Regions from separate parts of the Homo sapiens genome. Here region 2 is linked to region 1. A link is a loop called in an ENCODE intact Hi-C map of the cell type or tissue named here. Cell type or tissue: OCI-LY7. All regions are shown on one strand. Each heading gives the region's core, and the rest is flanking DNA. Links, peaks and the distances in the headings are about the cores only. Region 1 overlaps PIP5K1B (phosphatidylinositol-4-phosphate 5-kinase type 1 beta). Region 2 overlaps PIP5K1B (phosphatidylinositol-4-phosphate 5-kinase type 1 beta).

The links. Peaks named below come from ENCODE experiments on the same cell type or tissue, not always from the same donor. Only the 100,000 strongest peaks of a DNase experiment are listed, where the experiment ranks them.
Region 2: a loop joins it to region 1, with 2.6 times the contacts of the local background. A loop is called at or near these places in 7 of 110 quality-filtered maps.

Annotation. Positions count from the first base shown.
Region 1 is chr9:68,862,138-68,867,526 of GRCh38, reverse strand. It overlaps PIP5K1B (phosphatidylinositol-4-phosphate 5-kinase type 1 beta), which reads right to left. Exons shown (of 16, transcript NM_003558.4): 5 at 3,560-3,690. Among named protein-coding and RNA genes, the nearest start is that of PABIR1, 85 kb to the right of the region's middle. In OCI-LY7, for the core only: no CTCF peak of the experiment used is centred there; no DNase peak of the experiment used is centred there.
Region 2 is chr9:68,917,068-68,922,456 of GRCh38, reverse strand. PIP5K1B (phosphatidylinositol-4-phosphate 5-kinase type 1 beta) reads right to left here. Exons shown (of 16, transcript NM_003558.4): 9 at 4,698-4,909; 10 at 2,895-2,978; 11 at 2,728-2,776. Among named protein-coding and RNA genes, the nearest start is that of PRKACG, 94 kb to the left of the region's middle. In OCI-LY7, for the core only: no CTCF peak of the experiment used is centred there; a DNase peak (open chromatin) is centred at 2,616; H3K4me3 peaks cover 305 bases; H3K27ac peaks cover 579 bases.

The DNA.
Region 1 (5,389 bases), core at 136-5,135:
AAGGTACTGTCTTGCACAGAGTTGTCTTATCCAACAAAGCCAATAGCACCTCCATTGAGAAACACTGGGCCAAATCCCTTTGCTAAATCCACGAAGACACTGAGTCCAGATGATGAAACTGAGGCAAGACTAACATAAGTTTCTTCTGTTTACTGTAAATCCATCTGGTGTGCCTGTGTTACTTAAACAAACAAGATAGCATCTGCTGAAAGAAATTCTTGGTCTGAATCAAATGTTGAGGCCGGCACCTGCCAGGGTGGCGTGGGAGCCGGAGTCCGAGGGTGTAGAGCCAAACCGGGACAATAATTCTTTTTCATTTAAAAATAACAAGAAAAAAAAAATGCATCAAATGTTAAATATTGTATTGCCATTTTTTTTTGAAGGGAAGATATAGACTTTTATTTTCATGGGGTGTTTTTAGTAAGGTTGCTTGAATGAATAGAAAGCATTTCATGTACACTATAAGTAGTATGGATTGTTACACGAACCTGAAGGGACAGTCCAGTCATCCTACGTGGCAGCAGAGCCATGCTAGGACCCAGGCTATTTTTCACTCTGGTCAATTTGATTTTTTGGTTTTGACCCCAGCAATATTGCCTCACAAATCCATTTTTTTAATTCGAGTACCCACCAAAATCCTACCATCTGCACCTTTTTCCCTGGACTGGACTCTTGCCTGTCTTTCAGAGTAGATTCACACCTTCTGGTCCATGAACCTCCAGCCTTTGTCTTCAGTCACACAGAACATTCCCTCACAAACTCTACTATCTTTCCACTCACCAGCCCCCACCTTCCTCTTCCTACAAATCGTCACTAAAAGGTAAGGCAGACAGCATGTCATTTTTTGGTCTAGTACCTGATTATTTTAGACAGCCCAGAGAAAGGGTTGATTTGTAATTGTAATTGTATGCACAGTTCTCTATCGGACAATTTAAATCTAACTTAATCCAACTAAATGTGCCTACATGCAAACATCAATATCTATTTAGCCTTTCTATTTCATGCATCTATTTTAAATAGTTTTATTCTATTTTATATTTATTATGTAGTATTTTTATTACTCCATTGCATATGTGTGTAGATATATATTATATGAGTGTATATGTATACACACACACACACGTGTATCACTTAATAATTTTTAAAGTTTTTCTTATAGACTTTTACTCATTTTACACAATATTATTATAAAGAAAATGAGGGAGGTAATTTTTTTCTTTTTTTTTTTTTTGAGACAGAGTACCACCCTGTCGCCCAGACTGGAGTGCAGTGGCAGGACCTCAGCCCACTGCAACCTCTGCCTCCCAGGCTCCAGAGATTCTCCTGCCTCAGCCTCCTCCTGAGTTGCTGGGATTACAGGTGTGCACATTTATAGGCTGCAAATACTCTAAATTGCTATATTTTAAATGTGACAATGGATGCCTCTAAATAAGGGAAAGTCAGCTAGCTACTCCTCTGCCAGTGACACACCTGCTGCTGCTACCTTGGATGACAGTGAAGGCCAAAGATGCAAAGTGCTAATAGATGTCATTTTGACATTTAAGATGCTTTTAAAAAATGATTTGAGTTTTATTAGTTGTAAGAGTCGTGTAATAACTCCAAGAACAAAATTTGTTATCTACCAGAAAGATTCTCTCTCTCAAGTGGAAAGTCATGGGCGAGGCCAGTGGTTCTCAAACCTTTCTGTGCTGAGAATCACCCCGACGGCTTGTTAAAACAGATTCCTGGTTCCCACCCACAGAGTTTCTAATTCAGTTGGTCTGGGTGGAGCCCAAGAATCTGCATGTCTAGCAAGTTCCAGGTGTGCCAGTGTTTAGGATTTGGGGACCTCATGCCTGAGCCATGCTTTCCCCAAGTGCCCGTCAATGGTTGGCTGTGTTGATTGGACACTGGAAGTAGAAGAGGTCAGTCAGTGAGGATAGGGGGAGCACATGGAACGTCTTTATACCCCCACCTTCAGCTGTAATGCTCTCAGCACCCTGAGCTCACTGTCTCCACACTCCCACAGAAGTCCTCCATTTCTCCTGTTCTTTGTAGCCAAAGAACAACAAAGTTGAAATGTCTGGGTAGAGACCTTTGGAGACCATGAGAGCTCAAACAAACATCCTGCAAACACACTTACAAGCATTATGAGCCTAAAAAAATCATACCAAAAGATGAAGATAAACTCATGACCCCCTGGCTTTTAAGAGAAAAACATGTAGTTAATATACATTTTTTTTTTTTTGGAATGGTAGGCTGTTAAAAACAAACACAGAGAACATTTCCAACTATAGAAAGAAGAGTAGGATCATAAGCAAGGATTATATCTTGGGCCTTGCGGTTGTCCATTTTCTGCCTGGAATCTGGTTCTCATGGCTGCTAGAGGACCCTAGACAAGCAGACTTCAAAAGGCCAGTAGACCAACTTTATTCTGCAGCTAAGAGCATTTAAAGCAAAACGAGGTAGCTGACTTTTAAAAATTTATGGGCTCTGCTCCTTGGTGACTATGTGGGGGTTACTGCATGTCCACAAACAGGTTTTATTTTTAGGCAGTTGACACCTAGACACAGAGATAAATGTGTAAAGACAATTATTCTAAAGATACATATAGATTTTTAATAAGGTGATGAGGACACTAGTGGTAAACAAAGTGTCACTTTAGCTATGTTTACCCAAGCCTGGTAATAACATGACTTATTTTTAAGAGAAATGTTAAAATCAATTCTCACAGCTCCAAAGACAAGTCCCCAAATTGAATATCTTTATTTTTATTTTCTGGATCATTTGAAAAATCCTGTCACTTGTGGTGATACTTATTTAATGATTACTTCTTCTCTTCCTAAATGAACGTAGTAATAGAATTTTTAATTAATTAGTTTTATTGTGGTAAAATATACTCAACATAAAATTTACTATGTTAGCCACTTTTAAGTGTACAGTTTTGTGGCATTAATACATTCATATTACCATCATCCATTTCCAGATGTATTTGTTTTTAAATAATTGATCCCCTCACCCTAAAATGATGAAAGCTAGAGACAACATATATGGGTAACTTTGGTATTTTTGCAAACAGCAGGATTATCCATGTTTTCTCGAGGAAAGTTAAGTTAAAGTCATCATAAAAGAGAAGAGATAAGACTAAACTCAGATTTGAGGCCCAATTATGGGCCTACCAGCCCATGCTTTTAAATTAGGGGGAGCAAAAACCTAGCACCAGTTGCTGCTTCATGGAAGCCTTCTTTCTATAAACCCTTGGCGGACATTACTCTGTGATTACTGCACTCTTTCCCACTGAACCTCAAAATCTTTCTCCATATGGTCTTCCAGGCATTCATCACAACTAATTAGAATTAGTCCATAGATGAAACCTATTTACCATCTCCACATAAAAATTGTGAGACATCCTGATGAAACAGGAAGTAAACATCATTTGGACTGCCTTTGGCCCTGCCAAAGGCCCAATATTCACATCTGTACATATAAACATGTACATAGTAGAAAAGCCCTTCAATATGGGGTTGTCACAAAGAAGGTTCCTTAGCATGGAAATCATCACAAATAAAAATGTTCTTACCTGGGTAGGAACACACTTTCCACCACATAAAAGTCTTGCATAAGAACATCTCGTTCTGGCTTGGAAGTGAGATTACCCACTGTGTATCCTATTCCCAGCTGAATAGCACCTTTAATAGCAGATGATGCAGTCTGCAAAGAAAACAAGGGTCTCAACATTAGTCTTAACAGTCAGGGCCTTGTTCAATGGTACAGGCAACAAAACATGAGTGAGGTTCAATTCTCTTTCTTGCTCCAAAACAATGACGAGGCTGAGGTTTGGCAAGATGATAAGTTGCTTCTTTTGATGCAGAATCTATTCCAAACATTAAAGCTCTTTCTTTTCAAATGTTTTTTGTGATAATGTTTCTTATAATTTAATTTGGAAATTGCTTACTAGTCCCACCATAGATCCATAATAATTTCTTACATTAATCTGTGCTAAAACATACAGCATGGGGACACCAATATTTCCCATTTACTACTTTTCTAATATCATCCAATAATTAAGCTGATGTAATGTTAACTTGGAGAATAACTACTGTATACGTGTGTGTGTGCGTGTGTGTGTGTATGTGTGTGTGTATGAGTATACACATATATAGTTTTAACCAACATAATAGGAGAAATAACAGAATAACTCAATTTAGGACAATTAGAATGTATTTTTTTACGGTGAAGTGTGTCATACTTTTTATGCCTTGCACTGCCTAATGTAGTGCTACATACATGGTAGGAATTAAATACTTAAATCAGTGGTTCTTCACCAGGAACATCTGATGATATCTGAAGACATTTTTTGGTAATCACAACTGGAGGTGGTGGCATTACGTCTAGTGGGTAGAGGCCAGGGATGCTGCACAGGACAGCTCCCACCACAAAGAATCATCCAGACCAAAATGTCAATAATGCTCAGGTTAAGAAACCCTGACATGAATGGATGTAATAAAGATCATTTACTTTATAGAAAAGATACTTTCTTTCTGATTTAATATTTTTACTTAGCAAATCTAAGACCCATCCCCACCTCCCCACATGCTTTATATCTTTTTATTTCTTCAAGCTTTTAACACCAGAGAACACCTGTCTATTCTGGAAAAAAATGTCTTCTCTTGATTTCTATGATAGAATATGGTCCTGGAGCCACTTCTATATATATATATATATTTATTTATTTATTTATTTTTTATTTTTTTTTGAGACAGCATCTTACTCTGTCGCCCAGGCTGGAGTGCAGTCGTGCAACCTCGGCTCACTGCAATCTCTGCCTCCCGGGTTCAAGCAATTCTCATGCCTCAGCCGCCTGAGTAGCTGGGACTACAGGCATGCACCACCACATCTGGCTAATATTTGTATTTTTAGTAGAGATGGGATTTCGCCATGTTGGCCAGGCTGCTCTCAAACTCTTGGCCTCATGTGATCTGCCCACCTCAGCCCCAAAGTGCTGTGATTACAGGTGTGAGCCACCATGCCCGGCCCACTTCCAGCTTTTCTTATAGTCTCTCCTGTCACTTCTTCTCTGACCTCTCATATTGTATTTGCTATAATTGCAGTGTCCCCTGAATTCGGTCCTTGATCCTCAGGTCTCCTTAATTGCCCTGGTAATCAATCCATTCTTAATGACTTAAATACTGTTTCTATTCAGATGGCTCGCAGATTCTTTTCAATCAATTGGGATGCTGTTCTGTCAACACGAATGCAGTGTATACAGAGCCAGATTAATATCTTACAACCTCTCCACACCACTTCTGAGACTGGCTTCATTTCCCAAGGCAGTGTCATCTTCAGTTATCCAAACTTGACCTCCAAACAGACTACATCTAGAGCAGGGCTAGGTCTCTAGTCCATCTAC
Region 2 (5,389 bases), core at 100-5,099, 55 kb before region 1:
CAGAGTCTTGCTCTGTCGCCAGGCTGGAGTGCAGTGGCGGATCTCGGCTCACTGCAACCTCCGCCTCCCGGATTCAAGTGATTCTCCTGCATCGGCATCATCAGTAGCTGCGATTACAGGCACCCACCACCACACTTGGCTAATTTTTGTATTTTTAGTAGAGGGGTTTTGACCATGTTGGCCAGGCTGGTCTCGAACTCCTGACCTCAAGTGATCTGCCCTCCTCGGCCTCCCAAAATGCTGGGATTATAGGCATGAGCCACTGCACCTGGCCCTGCTACATCTTTTAAAATGTACTCTTTCTGGTATCCTGGCAGTATCTGCCTGAAGTGGACACATTCTTCCAACAAGGCAGTAATTTAGAAATATCAGCAGAAGGCAAGAGCCTGAGGGGTATCCATAGAGGATTAAAGTTCAGCCGTTGCCTATAAAGAGAAGTTACATTGTTGTTCGCTTTGGCATGAATAAACATTGTTTAAGTAAGAGCCATGTCTGAAAACAAACAAAAATAGGTTCATGATATATAACCAGCACAGAAATTTTCATTAAAAAGAAAAGAAAAGCAGATGATAGGTATATTTTTTAATTTATTTATTATTTATTTATGACATGGAGTCTCGCTCTGTCGCCCAGGCTGGAGTGCAGTAGCACGATCTTGGCTCACTGCAACGTCTGCCTCCTGGGTTCAAGCGATTCTCCTGCCTCAGCCTCCCGAATAGCTGGGATTACAGGCATGTGCCACCACGTCTGGCTAATTTTTGTATTTTTAGTAGAGACAGGGTTTCACCATGTTAGCCAGGCTGGTCTCGAACTCCTGACCTCAAGTGATCCGCCCGCTTTGGTCTCCCCCCAAAGTGTTGGGTTTTAAATAGAGAAAGGTGGGGGGCCCTTAGATGCACCTGGTTGGTACAAGACTAGACGATTCAGATCCATCTGGTAACAGGAAATTGAAATGGTCTCAGAAAACAGGAGGGGAATGGAATGAGGGTATTCACTCTCTCCCCTTCAATGTTCGAGGTACTATGTATGCAGTCCCTTCCTTTCTCAGCTGGAAGGAAACATTAAATTAACCTACCATATTGACCTTCTTTCATAGGAGGAATTTTTGATCTCAGTAAGATTGAGGTTAATTCTTTTTTTTTTTAATTAAAAAATTTTCTTTTAGAGACAGGGTCTTGCTATATTCAAGACTGGACTTGAACTCCTGGGCTCAAGTGATCATCCTGCCCCAGTCTCTTGAGTAGCCAGGACTACCAGCACATGCCCCTACACCCAGCTTAGAGGTTAATTCTTGGAAATAAATGTGTGAACCTGTTGTTTAAAAGTGCATTATGACTGAAGTCAGTCCTTAGCGGTGGACAAAATGTAGATCTTTCATGCTGAAAGGTTATTAACAGTCTTCCACAGAACTGAGAAATTATGGGCTCCTTTCCAAGAAAGAAGAAGAAGATCATCTATAATTTATTCTCTTTCAAAAGAAAGTATCTGCTAACATCTTAAAAGGAAATGTGTGACCAAATCCTTGACCAAAATATTCTTTGGAATTGCTACTTCAAGTTATTAACTTAGGCCAATAAATGTTGTTAGTAGCAGGAAGTAGAAATCTAATGTCTAGATGGGACTGCGTGTGTGTGTGTGTGTGTGTGTGTGTGTATGTGTGTGTATGTGTGTGAGAGAGAGAGACAGAGAGACAGAGACGGAATGGGAGAAAGAAGGAGAGAGAAAGATGGGAGAAACTGCTCTTTGTTAACTGATTTTTTTCTTCAGTTACATCAATTAAGACATTCTTGGCTGGGCGCAGTGGCTCACATCTGTAATCCCTGCACTTTGGGAGGCCAAGGCAGGTGGATCACCTGAGGTCAGGAGTTCGAGACCAGCCTGGCCAACATGGCGAAATCCTGTCTCTACTAAAAGTACAAAAATTAGCCAGGCGTCGTGGCACGCACCTGTTGTCCCAGCTACTCAGGAGGGTGAGGTAAGAGAATTGCTTGACCCTGGGAGGCAGAGGTTGCAGTGAGCTGAGATTGCACCACTGCACTCCAGCCTGGGTGACAGAGCAAGACTCCATCTCAAAAAAAAAAAAAAAAAAAAAAAAAAGACAACCTCAGGCAGCCAGCATGTATAAATGTTGATGTAGAAATCCATACCAATTAAAAAGTTTTCACTTTCTCTGTGTATTTGTTAGGCATTGTGTTGAACACTGAAATGCATTTTTTTGTCCCATGTTCACACCAAGCAGGTGTCATTACTATCCCCCTGGTACAGGTGAGAAACAAGGGTAAGAGGCCAAATAACCAGCATTGTGCCTGGTCACATGGCTAGTTCAGCAGTGAATGCAGAGTTCAAATCCAGGCTGTTCACCATCAGAGTCAGGACTCACACTTACTGTAGCTTGGTTGTGTGAGAACTTCATTTCAAATGCCCTACTGATCATCCCTACAAAAAAAGACCTCTCTCAAAGTTAGGTCCTTTGGATTTCACATAGACACAGATATCATTTTGTTTTTCTGGCCGCTAGGCTGGATGTCATGTATTTGAAGAGCTATTCAAATTTATGTTGTCCTTATTCTTAGATTTGAACTGATCTACTAACCTAAGATTCTGAGTTTATAAAGACCGTTGTTTCATTTCCTCTTAGAGTCTAGCAACACAGTTTCCTGCACATACTCTGAAGTCTCTGAGAAAGCAGAAATATATACAGTATAATAAGGAAAATAAGTCACTTACCCCATCATAAACAAGAGCTTTCCAGGAATGTTCTAACTTCTTCATTAACCTAAATATAAATGGAAAAATTGAAATGAGAATGTAAAATCACTCTCATTTGGTGATTTTTCAGAACCTTTTGTAGATTGATTTTGAAATAATAAAAGACCACTCCTCAAACTTCTTACCTATATGATTGCAGAATGTCAATAATGCCCATAAATAAAAGTAGTTTTTCTCCCCTATGGCTTTTAGCTGGAATGCCTCCCATTCTGTTGATGGAGCAAAAGAGAAAATATTTGATTACATATTATAAGAATAGGAAGTTAAAAAATCATTTCTAATAAATAGACTGAAAATAAAAATTGACAATTTTTAAGAATTCTGGGCTATCTCCCATTCATCTTTTTTTTTTGTTTGTTCCTTTTTGTTTTTGTTTTTTGGCCATCAGTTAAGGTCATCCTGGGAATCCAGAATGATGTATTAATACTTCCCTACAAAGGAGAATAATATCGTAGCTGCTAACCGTGAAGAGTTGGATGGGAAGAATCCAATTTAAAACTTATTCCTACTTTAAAACTATGAGCAAGAATTTTTAGACCATTATAAAATATTCCTTTTAAAAAATGCAATACTTTTTTCTGATCAAAAGAGTAATGTATGTTTACTTTTAAAAATAAAATACAGAAAAACACAAAGAAAAAATATAATTAAACAGTTATTCCTAGGATGCAAAGATAACTACTTAATATCTGGTATGCTTTTCTAGTATGTGTGTGTGTGTATGTATTTATTAGTCAAGAAAAGGTATTATTTATCATGTTTTATAACCTGATTTTTTTACTTGCTAAATGACAAACATTTCCTTATATTCAATGCTAGCGTGGTTTTTAATAGCCTTATTGTATTTCACCATACTGATATAGGATAATTTAACTGATTATTGGACAGTTAGATCGATTTGCAAGAAAGAACTTTTCAAAAAATATTTAATATGTGTTAATTTCCTTTACAAAAATGAAATATGCCCATGGTTTAGTCATCGTTGGAGAATTCTAGAAGGCAGGCACTTATGGCCTTGGAAAATGATTGCTTTCTTTCAGTCTCCTTGCTCAGCTAGTACACATAACTGATGCAGTCTGCCATTTCAATAACTTACTTTGGTTGCAGTTGTTTCTGTTAGTCAATATGCATTTTACACATGCAAATTAATCCTGTAGTTACTACCACATCTGGCTGAGACGAGAGACCACATCTGTCAGGGTGCAGGACTAGAACAACAGAATCCCCTTAGGCAGACAAAAAGCTCTGAATTGCGAACATCATTCTTATTGTGTATTTGCTTAAAACATCTTTACTCAGGCTGGGTGCAGTGGCTCATACCTATAATCCCAGCACTTTGGGAAGCCAAGGCAGGTGGATCACATGAGGCCAGGAGTTTGAGACCAGCCTGGGCAACATGGTGAAACTCCATCTCTACTAAAAATACAAAAATTAGCCAGGTGTAGTGGTGCATGTTTGTAATTCCAGCTACTTTGGAGGCTGAGGCAGGAGAATCGCTTGAACCTGGGAGGTGGAGGTTGCAGTGAACTGAGATGGCACCACTGCCCTCTAGCCTGGGTGACAGAGTGAGACTCTGTCTCAAAAAAAAAAAATAAATAAATAAACAATAAAACATGTTTATTCAAATTCAAAGTCTATTCCTTCCTCTTGTGGTGAATGTTTTGAATATGTAGTTAATGGGGACAAAAACATTTTCAGCCATTGTTAAAAAAAGAAACCAAGTGGGTGAAGGAGTAATAACTGGAGAAACTGCCACTCATCTAGTTATCTTTAGATGAATAGAAATGGAGACCAGTTTAACCCATTTTAGCACCAAGTAGAAATTAATTCCTAGAGTCCCACCCTAAGGTGAATGTGACTGTCTATAATTACCCAGTGACGTGGGCTGCCACAGTCAAGAGGGTGGGTAGGTGTGTGGCTGCACTTACGTGTCTGGGTTCTCTGTGATTATCCCATCTCCAGATTTCCCTGGACCCTGGATAGATTCCATGGCTGTTGAGTAGAGAACCTTCTGCATCCCAGTCCGCTTAGCATCAGGCACATTTTGTGGGGTCTCCTCCTCTTTCTCTTTGAGGGAATGGTCCAGGAAATGAATTCCCAACAGAAGGCTATAATCCATGATCTTGAAGCTTTCTAGCACCTGAATGAGAAAAAGAACCAGGAAGCCAGTCAACCCAAAGGCCTGTTCGTCTCATCTACTCATTATCAGAGAGCTCTAGATATACAGACACACAGCTCCTGTTATTCCTCCCAGCGGGGTGGCTGAGAGATGAAGAATCAAAATAAAAACACTTGAGGTTATTATTAGGCCACATGCAGGAAGGATTATCACAATGGCTCCAAGATGGGAATTTTATGCAAATCTGAAACAAGCACATGTTTTCTCAACCCTCCATGAAAGTTTCACTAATAGCACGGATTGAGTACTTTCCATGTGCCAGTGCTAGGAAGCTCATTTGCATTCAATCTCAACAACTCTATAAGCTAGGTACTACTATTGTCTATTTTACAGATGAAAAACTGGAGGCACAGAGAGATAAGGTAATCTGCTCAATATCACACAGCACATAAGTGACAGAGACCCAAGCAGTCAACTCCGGTGTCCACACTCTTAAGCAGT